2 separate regions of the Homo sapiens genome follow, and region 1 is linked to region 2. A link is an interaction called in ENCODE POLR2A ChIA-PET data of the cell type or tissue named here. Cell type or tissue: Panc1. All regions are shown on one strand. Links, peaks and the distances in the headings refer to the core of each region. The heading gives the core; the rest is flanking DNA.

Evidence for each region. Peaks named below come from ENCODE experiments on the same cell type or tissue, not always from the same donor. Only the 100,000 strongest peaks of a DNase experiment are listed, where the experiment ranks them.
Region 1: POLR2A ChIA-PET joins it to region 2 with 14 read pairs; 2 of 35 experiments call an interaction of 5 or more read pairs at or near these places.

Annotation. Positions count from the first base shown.
Region 1 is chr1:183,432,647-183,438,036 of GRCh38, reverse strand. It overlaps LOC105371646 (a long non-coding RNA gene), which reads right to left and starts at 4,147. Exons shown (of 4, transcript XR_922351.2): 1 at 3,983-4,147. In Panc1, for the core only: no CTCF peak of the experiment used is centred there; no DNase peak of the experiment used is centred there; H3K27me3 peaks cover 226 bases.
Region 2 is chr1:182,911,832-182,917,221 of GRCh38, reverse strand. All of the region lies in intron 6 of SHCBP1L (SHC binding and spindle associated 1 like), which reads left to right. Among named protein-coding and RNA genes, the nearest start is that of SHCBP1L, 39 kb to the left of the region's middle. In Panc1, for the core only: no CTCF peak of the experiment used is centred there; no DNase peak of the experiment used is centred there.

The DNA.
Region 1 (5,390 bases), core at 179-5,178, 520 kb before region 2:
CGGTGGCTCACTCCTGTAATCCCAGCACTTTGGAAGGCCGAGGTGGGTGGATCACGAGGTCAGGAGATCAAGACCATCCTGGCTAACATGGTGAAACCCCATCTCTACTAAAAATAAAACAATAAAAAAAAATTAGCCAGGTGTGGTGGCGGGTGCCTGTATTCCCAGCTAATCGGGAGGCTGAGGCAGGAGAATGGCGTGAACCTGGGAGGCAGAGCTTGCAGTGAGCAGAGATTGCGCCACTGCACTCCAGCCTGGGTGACAGAGCCAGACTCCGTCTCAACAACCAAAAAAAATCAATTGACTGTATATGAGTGCATTTATTTATGGGCTATGTATTCTATTCCTTTGATCTTTATATATTATATTAATATAGTAGTATTAATATCATAATTATAATATTCCCTGTCTAGTTCTAACATCTATGTCATATCTGGTCTAGTTATGATTATTACTTTGTCTATTCAGGCTGTCAACCTAGATGTTTCAATTAATTATAGAAATGATCCTTGAAAGTATAGTATTAGCTGAGATGTTTTAAATACATTATGTTAAAGTTTTCAAATGGATCTAAAAGTTCAAGGAGAATTTTAAAGTATATGTTTATATTTTATGATCATCTAATATAAGATTATTCTGGATCTTGTCATGCAGTGTTAGTCACCATGTTTGTTTCCAGTTTAGTGTATATCAGTGAATACCCATAGTAACAGCATATAATATTTAATGAGTGGGAAAGCATGTTATGTCAGACTTCTGTTAACTTTGCATGTCTTAAATTTAAAGTCATTATTATCCTACATGTATCGCTGTGCTCCTGTGGATTAATTTTACCAGTTTCACAGACAAAACTAGTTTTTTATAGTGTTTATGTTAATTAGACTTTTTTATAAAAATACTTTATTTAATAACGTGAAATTTTGGTTAAACATGATGAAAATGACATAGTACCAGCTAATGCATTGTGGCCAACCTAATATGTAAATTTCTTATATGCATCAAGTGAAGGCTAAATGATGTCATGCTAGGTGTACAAATGAAGTGCTGCTGGTAGATCAAACAGAGAAGAAGAATGAGATAATTAAATAATCTGCACTATAACGTCCATTTCACATTACAAGTGCATATTTTCACTTTGCAAGAGTATATATAAGCAATGCAATATATGCACTTGCAATGTGACAGAAAGCAAAAGAAACTCACATTGCCCTCTCCTCCTCTTTTGGAATTGGCAGCCTCAACCTGAGTCCTTTGAGCAGAGGCAGACCTTCCATAAACTTGTAAGGAAGCAATGCAGTTACCTGTGATGGCACAAGGGTGCTTGGCAAAGTGGGTAGGTGGGACTCGACACCTGGAGGTGTCGAAGCACCTAGTTTCCAAGTTACATAGAAGCACCAAATGGACTAATGGTGGCTCTGGTTGAATAATGCTTTCTGGGTCAGGTGTGGTGGCTCATGCAACCTCAGGGATTTGGGAGGCCAAGGTGGGAGGATTACTTAAGGCCAGGAGTTACCGACCAGCCCAGACAACATAGTGAGACCCCTGTCTCTTAAAAAAAAATAATAATAATAATTTAATTTTTATTTTAGGTTTGGAGGTACATGTGAAGGTTTGTAACATAGATAAACAGGTGTCACAGAGGTTTGTTGTACATATTTTTATAGGTACATCACCCAGGTATTAAGCTCAGTATCCAATAGTTATCTTTTCTGCTTCTCTTCCTCCTCCCACTCTCTCCCTCAAGTAAACCCCAGTGTCCGTTGTTTCCTTCTTTGTGTTCATAAGATCTCATCATTTAGCTCCCACAAAAAAAAATTTTTTTTTAAGTAGCTGGGTGTGGAGGCATGTGCCTGTAGTCCCAGCTACTCCAGAGGCTGATGCAGGATGATCACCTGGGCCCAGTAGTTCAAGGCTGTAGTGATCTGTGATTGTACCACTGTACTCCAGCCTGGGAAACAGAGTGAGATGTTGACCAAAAAATATATATATATCCTTTCCTTTGCTAGGTCTGTTGTATCCACCAGGATACATATAGCTGCAAGTCACAGAACACATGACAAATAGTGGCTTAAGCAATTAACACTATATCTGGCGATAGATGGTTCTGGGGTTGGGAAGTGGCTCCACAATGCCATTAAAGATCAATTATTTTCTCCATGCTGACACCCTCAGAGTCTTCAAAGTTTATCTCATGGTAATAAAATTGCTGCTGCAGCTCCAAGATTACATCTTCATACAGTTGCATTGAACCCTCATCTGTTTTGATCAGGAATAAAAGTCATTCCCAGAAGTAAACTCCTCCTCCCACCCCAGCAGACTTCCCCTCATATATCATTGGCCAGAACTGGGTCACATAGTTACACTGGCTTTAAAGAGAGCTGGGAATGATAGCCTAAAAAGGAAGAAGAGTTGGCAACCAACAGTGTCCACAATACTCAGAAAAAAAAAGTCTCTTTTCCACTTTCTGTCTCAAACGCAACCCTCAAGTTTAGTTAGAAAAAAAGCACCTCAACCGCTCTTCTTTTTGATTCTGGAATTTCTTTCTTAAATAACTTTGTAATCTCTATACTAATATCTAATTTATTTAGACTAATTGGAAACAAGATAAATTTGTTCATTTGAGATTTTTTAAATTATGGAATAATTTTAGCAACATGCATATTTACCACTTTAAACTGCAGCTTATTGGTAAGGACTGGGCTAAATAGGGAAGGCCAAGAACTAATCTTTAATGATGGACGCTTTAATGAATAAACACTAATCACCTGGGATAATTTCATTATTTGTATACAAAAGTATCTATCAATCTTCTTAAGCATTTTTTTTTTCTGAACTCCCCCTCTGCAACCCTGTTTAAGATATGTGTCATTTGTGTGGCGGGGAGGGAGGGGGGACGGGGGTGGCAAAAAGTTAATCAAGGCAGCAACTAAAGGTAACCTAGATAAATTAACCCAACATTGGCTTCTTACTGTATCCATAACTTGGCTTTTCTTTGTTTATACAGAAAGACTCTTTCTGTTAAAAATGTATTTTTATTCACTCCATCTTATTTCTGGTACATTTTTTTTTTTACTCAAAAGCTTTGCGAGCCTAAAAATGCGAGTGTAAATTAAATTTTCCTAAATCTTGAAGCATGGATGTCCAATCAGGATCTTGGTATGTAGAGAAATTCTATATGTGAATCTTTCTCTCAAACAAAAAATTAAATAATCACTCCCTAAATATAGATTTACATATATGAAGTTTGACTAATATATGATATACTTCTCTACTTTAGTTTTTCTTACTTGTATTATTTTCAATAATATGCACATTTCTCATAACAAAAGTTCCTGTTAAGACAACTCCCTCGTCACACACACATACACACACACATCACACACACACACCAAAGAAACAAACACTCTAAATCCCGCTTTATGTTCAGAAAAACCCTATCTTGCTCAAACTTGCCTTTTTTGTTAATGGAGCTTTTAGGAAAAGGTATGAGTGAGCTTCATTCTTCCCACTCTGAACCCCATTTCCAAGATTGATAAATTAAATCTGATATGGGTCATTTTCATATGAAAAATACTTTCTTTTCTTTCAGTGTCCTGCGTTTGCTAAATAGCAGAATGGCAAGAGAATAGAGAGAACAGTGTGTCCAAGTTAACCACTAAGGGAGTTACTTACACATTGCATTGTGAAATTGCCTCCTTTTTGGTAGCATATTTAATTTTAATCCACATATGGCTTCTGCACTTTTTGCAGAGAGGCTAAGAAAGCAAAAGACTCATCATTCCTGATTATTCAAAGTTTGATTACTTCCGAATACCCTTTCAGTGCCATTGATATGAAGAAATAAACTCTCTACTATGTATTAATGACACCTTCTGTAGGTGATGAATTTGCTCAAATCATCTTGGAAACCACTTCAGCTTATACTCTTTAGGGCCTAAAGGAAGATTTTAAAGCATTTTCATTGCAACTGGCCTGCACTTACCTTCTGTCAGGAAGTCTTCTTTGAAAGAGATATGCTGAGCCTGAGACCTCCCAAAGCCTCACAGTTGAAGGGCTAGGGAGGCCTTGGCAGGGGTGGGGTGGGTGAGAGGAGGGAGCAGAACAAGGACACTGATGATCACAGGCAGTGAGTGCTGCCCTACCCACCCCACACACGACTGGAATTCCAACTGGTGGGACTCTGGCTGGCAGTCACTTTCAGATAAGCTGGTGTCCTTAGCCTGCTGGACATGTCACTAGGCTGCAAAGTGGGGTAGTGCAGCAGCTCTTTCTGTCCTCATCCAGGCTTGTTATCATGAGTGAGGGTCAAGAGAGATCAAAGATAGCAGCTGGATACTCTCACTTACATTACAGTGCTGCAGTGGAGAGGCAGTTGTGTACCCCGATCCATAAGTCTTCTTTCAAAAAGGCAGCAGGGACTCAGGCAGACCTGGTTCAAATCCTGGCTCTGCCAGGTGTAATAGCTGACTGATTATAGGCAAATTATTTGACTCCACTGCCTATTTTCTCAATGGGAAAATGATGATAATAATCCCTGCTAGCTTCTAAGCCCCTACAAGACAAATCCAGGTTTAGAGTAAAAAGCCAAGGCTGAGCAAAGTGGTTCACATCTGTAACCCCAGCACTTTGGGAGGCCAAGGTGGGTGGATCACCTGAGGTCAGGAGTTTGAGACCAGCCTGGCCAACATGGTGAAACCCCATCTCTACTAAAAATACAAAAAATTAGCTGGCATGGTGGTGGGCGCCTGTAATCCCAGGTACTTGGGAGGCTGAGGCAGGAGAATTGTCAGGAGGTGGAAGTTGAAGTGAGCTGAGGTCATGCCATTGCACCTCAACCTGGGCAACAAGAGCAAAACTCCATCTCAAAAAACAAAAGTCACAAGGACTTTTTTTTTTGAGACAGAGTTTTACTCTATCACCCAGGCTGGAGTTCAGTGACGTGATCTTGGCTCACTGAAACCTCTGCCTCCCGAGTTCAAATGATTCTTGTGCCTCAGCCTCTGGAGTAGCTGGGATTACAGGCATGTGCCACCATACCTGGCTCATTTTTGTATTTTTAGTGAGACAAGGTTTCACTATGTTGGGCAGGCTAGTCTCGAACTCCTGACCTTAAGTGATTCACCTGCCTTGGCCTCCCAAAGTCCTGGGATTACAGGTGTGAGCCACTGCACCCGGCCTAAAGTCAGAAAGACTTTTAATAGTCTCCTGCCAGTTTCCTTTACTTCCTGCTCTTGCAAATACCTTTCCTGTACTGATGTGGAGAGTAAGAAGAGCTCCCATCCAGAGTGAGGACAGGAGAAAAATGTATGACCATCTGGCCCGTGCAGGCTGGTAGATGTGTGCACAGGGCAGTTTAAAAGAACAACATGAATCACAAACAGCCATAAAGA
Region 2 (5,390 bases), core at 177-5,176:
TTTATTGAGGATTTTTGCATTTATATTCAAAAGGAATATTGCTGTATAGTTTTCTTTTCTTCTGGTATTTTTGTCTAGCTTTGTTATCAGATAATGCTTGCCTGAGAATTAGGAAGTGTTCTCACAGATTTTGGAGGAATTTGGGAAAGATTGGTGTTAATTCTTTTTTTTTAACTTTTATTTTAGGTTTGGGGGTACACGTGAAGATTTGTTACATAGGTAAACTCGTGTCATGGGGGTTTGTTATACATATTATTTCATCACCCAGGTATTAAGACCAGTACCCAATAGTTATCTTTTCTGCTCCTGTCTTTCCTCCCACCCTCTACCTTCAAGTAGACACCAGTGTCTGTTGTTTTCCTCTTTGCATTCATAAGTTATTATTTAGTGTTCATGGTGTTAATTTTTGAAATGTTTGGTAGATTTATCAATGAAGCTATCTGATCTTGGACTTTTCTTTGTTGGGAGATTTTTGCTTACTGATTTTTTAATCTCTTTACTGTTACAGGTCTGTTCAGATTTTATATTTCTTCTAGAGCCAGTTTTGGTAAACTGTGTGTTTCTAGGAATTTGTATACTTAATTTTTGTTGGTATGAAATCAGTGCATTTGTTGGTGTACAATTGTTCATAGGTGTACATATAATGATAGTATAATCATAGAATATCATTATAAATAATTTTTATTTCTTTAAGGTCAGTAGTAATGTATCTACCTTCATATCTGATTTTAGTTGTTTGTGCCTCCTCTTTCTCTTAGTCTAGCTAAACTTTTGTCAATTTTGTTGATCTTTTCAAAAAATTAATTTTTGATTTTGTTTTTATTTTTCCTATTCTCTATTTCATTGAACTCTAATCTGTATCGTTTCCTTTTACTGTTGGCTTTGGGTTTAATTTGCTTTTTCTAGTTTCTTAAGTTGTAAAATTAGATTGCTGATTTGAGATCTTTCTTTTTTAATGTAGGCATTTACTGCTATAAATTTCTCTCTGAGCTCTGTTTTTCCTGCATCCTATAAATTTTGGTATGTTGTGTTTTCATTTTCATTTATCTCAAAGTATCTTCAGATTTTCCTTTTGTTTCATCTTTGAGCCATTTGTTATTTAAGAATATGTTGTCAGGCCGGGCGCAGTGGCTCACGCCTGTAATCCCAGCACTTTGGGAGGCCGAGAGGGGCGGATCACAAGGTCAGGAGATAGAGACCATCCTGGCTAACACGGTGAAACCCCGTCTCCACTAAAAATACAAAAAATTAGCCGGGCGTGATGGCGGGCGCCTGTGGTCCCAGCTACTCGAGAGGCTGAGGCAGGAGAATGGCGTGAACCCGGGAGGTGGAGCTTGCAGTGAGCCGAGATCGCGCCACTGCACTCCAGCCTGGGCGACAGAGTGAGACTCCGTCTCAAAAAAAAAAAAAAAAAAGAATACGTTGTTTAATTTTCACATATGTCTAAATTTTTCAGTTTTCTTTCCATAATTGACTTCTACTTTAATTCCATTGTAGTCAGAGAAGATGTATTTATTGAGACTTGTTTTGTGGCCTAATAGATGGTATATCTTGGAGAATGTTCCATATGCATTCCAGAAGAATGCATATCCTTTTGTGTTGGACTTGGGGGGCAGTGTATATATGTATGTTAGGTCTAGTTAGATTATACTGTTGTTCAAGTCCTCTATTTCCTTATTGTTCTTCTGTCTAGATGTTCTAGTTATTTTTGAAAGTGGTATAGAAATCTTCAACTATTATTATAAAACTATTTCTTACTTCAATTCTGTGAATGTTTTACTTCATACATTTTGAGACCTTGTTGTTTGGTTTGCATATGCTTATTGGTACATCTTCTTGATGAATTAACTCTTTTGTTAATATATAATACCTTTCTTTGTCTCTAGCAACAATTGTGTTATTAAAGTCTATTTTATCTAATGTTAGTGTAGCCACCCCAGCTCTTTTTCAATTACTGTTTGTACAGAATATCTTTTTATTCTTTCACTGTTAACCTACTTGTGTCTTTGAATCTAAAGTGAGATTCTTTTTTTTTTTTTTTTTTTTTTTTTTTTTTTTTTGAGACAGAGTCTGCCTCTGTTGCCCAGAATGGAGTGCAATGGTGCGATCTCAGCTCACTGCAACTTCCGCCTCCCAGGTTCAAGTGATTCTCCTGCCTCAGCCTCCTGAGTAGCTGGGATTATGCACCACCATGCCTGGCTAATTTTTGTATTTTTAGTAAAGATGGGGTTTCACCATGTTGGCCAGGCTGGTCTCAAATTCCTGACCTCATGATCCGCCCACCTCGCCCTCCCAAAGGGTTGGGATTACAGGCATGAGCCACCACACCCGGCCTGAAATGAGATTCTTGTAACATCATATAGTTGGATTATTTTTCTTTATCCTTTCTACCTGTCTTTTTTAATTGGTGATCTTAATCCATTTACATTTAAAATGTTTACTGATAAGGAAGGACTTACTTCTGTCATTGGCTACTGTTTTTCCTACAAGTAATATCTTTTTTTTGTTACGCAGTGCTTTCAGTACCATCTTCTTTTGTGTTTTATGATTTTTTTTTTAGTGTACCATTTTGATTTACTCCACATTTCCTTTTGTATGTATTTTTTAGTTATATTCTTGGTGATTATCAAGGGAATTGTAATTCACATCCTACATTTATAACGATTGAGTTTGAATTGATACCAACTTTGCTTTAATAGCATACAGCTCCATCGTCCCTTTATGTTGTTATTGTTACAAATTACATCTTTATACATTGTTTCCCCATTAGCATGGATTTACAAGGATTGTTTTAGGCATCGGTATCTTAAATTATATAGGAAACAAAAAAAGGAGTCACAAACCAAAAATACAGTAATACTGCCTTTATATTTACCCTTGATTTTACCTTTACTGGAATTTTTTTATTTCTTTATATGGCTTTGAGTTACTTCTGTTGTCTATTTCATTTCAGTCTGAAGGACTCCTTTAGCATTTCTTTTAGGATAGGCCTAACTTTTTTTATCTAGAAATGTCAATTTCTTCTTCATTTTGAAAAGGTATTTTTTCTAGATATAGAATTTTTGGTTGTTTATCTTTCAGCACTTTTAAATCCCACTGCTTTCTGGCTTCCATGGTTTCTGATGAGAAAGCAGCCTTAATCTTATTAAAGATCTCTTATACTTAATGCATTGCTTCTCTCATGCTGCTTGTAAGATTCTCTATTTATCTTTGGATTGTTTTTTATCATTATTATTTTTTGAGATGGAGTTTTGCTCTTGTTGCCCAGGCTGGAGTGCAATGGCATGATCTTGGCTCACTGCAACCTCTGCCTCCCAGGTTCAAGCAATTCTCCTACCTCAGCCTCCCCAGTAGCTGGTATCACAGGCATGTGGCACCACATCTGGTTAATTTTTGTATTTTTAGTAGAGATGGGGTTTCGCCATGTTGGCCAAGCTGGTCTGGAACTCCTGACCTCAGGTGATCAGCTGCCTTGGCCTCACAAAGTGCTGGTATTACAGGTGTGAGCCACTGTGCCCCGCCTATCTTTGGATTTTAATTGTTTGATTATAATATTTGTTAATGTGTGTTTCTTTGTGTTTATCTTACTTAAAGTCCATTACACTTCTTGGATATGTAGATTCATGTCTTTAATGAAATTTGGGATGTTTTCGGCCATTACGTTTTCAAGTATTTTTTCTGCCTTTGTTAGGAAAACACTCAAACCATATTTTCCCTCTGTTTTCACAACAAAACAAGAATTATCAATACAGAAAACTTCTGTGACCCCAAAATATGTGGGGCTTTCTCCCTGCCAGCAAGTAATCAATCAGTTCTCCAGCAGACCCCAACTGGGTGTCCTACAATTCTATTTCAGCATACAGTAGATAGTGTCACATTCTACAGGTTGGAGACTCAGCCTCCAAAACTGCTCCTCTCCCTCAGACACCAGTCACAAGTCTAGGCCTCCAGAACTTCTGACTGACTGACTTCAAGTTGGGGTTCTCACAACTCCTTTTTTGGGTTTAATTAGTTTACTAGAGCAGCTCACAGGACTCAGAGAAACATTTATGTTTACCAGTTAATTTAATTAATTAATTAATTTTTTGAGATGGAGTCTTGCTATGTCACCCAGGCTGGAGTGCAGTGGTGTGATCTCGGCTCACTGTAACCTCCACCTCCTGGGTTCAAGCGATTCTCCTGCCTCAGCCTCCTGAGTAGCTGGGATTACAGGCGCACACCACCACACCCAGCTAATTTTTGTATTTTTAGTAGAGAAGGGGTTTCACCATATTGGTCAGTCTGGTCTTGAACTCCTGACCTTGTGATCCACCCACCTCAGCCTCCCAAAGTGCTAGGATTACAGGCGTGAGCCACAGTGCCTGGCCTATGTTTACCAGTTTATTATAAAGGATATTACAGTCAAGCACAGTGGCTCATGCCTGTAATCCCAGCACTTTGGGAGGCCGAGGCAGGTGGATCACTTGAGGTCAGGAGTTTGAGACCAGCCTGGCCAACATGGCAAAAACCCGTCTCTACTAAAAATACAAAAATTTGCTGGGTGTGGTGGTGCACACCTGTAATCTCAGCTACTTGGGAGGCTGAGGCAGGAGAATCACTTGAACCCAGGAGGCAGAGGTTGCAATGAACCGAGATTGCGCCACTGCACTGCAGCCTGGGTGACAGAGTGAGACTGTGTCTCAAAAAAAAAAAAATTGATATTACAAAGGATACAGATGAAAAGGTGTGTAGGGGAAGGTATCAGGGAAAGTACACAGAGCTCCCATGCCCTCCTCCAGGTATATCATCCTCCAGGAAATGTTATGAGGTCAGCTTTCTGAAGGCTCTCTGAACCTAGTCCTCTTGGGTTTCTTTGGACAACTGTGTTAAAACATGATTGGCCTCAAATTATGGGGTGGAACCCAGTTTATTTATTTATGTTTTGTCTCTTTTTTTCTTTTTTGTGGATAACAGGGTCTTGCTATATTGCCCAGGCAGGTCTCAAACTCCTGGGCTCAAGCTATGCTCCCACCTCTGCCTCCCTAAGAGCTGGGAGTACAGGCGTGAGCCACCGTGCCTGGCGGAATCTGGTTTGGAATGAGGGTCTTATGACCCACAATCAGAAAAGCACAGGAATATTAGAGTCCTGCCCTGGGGCAGGTGAAAGGAGAGCAAGAGAAGGTTAGAGAGATTCTGTTTCATGAGGCCTAAAGCACCCAACATTATAACAAAAAGCTGTAATAAGGACTGTGGAAGTTATGAGTCAGGAGGTGTGAATGAAAACCCATATATACATACAAAGTAACAGCACACCCTTTTCTCTCTTTCCTCTTCTTCTGACACTTCCTAATAAGTATATTTATATGCTTCATAATATCCCACTGGTCCCTTTGATGCTGTTCATTTTTTTC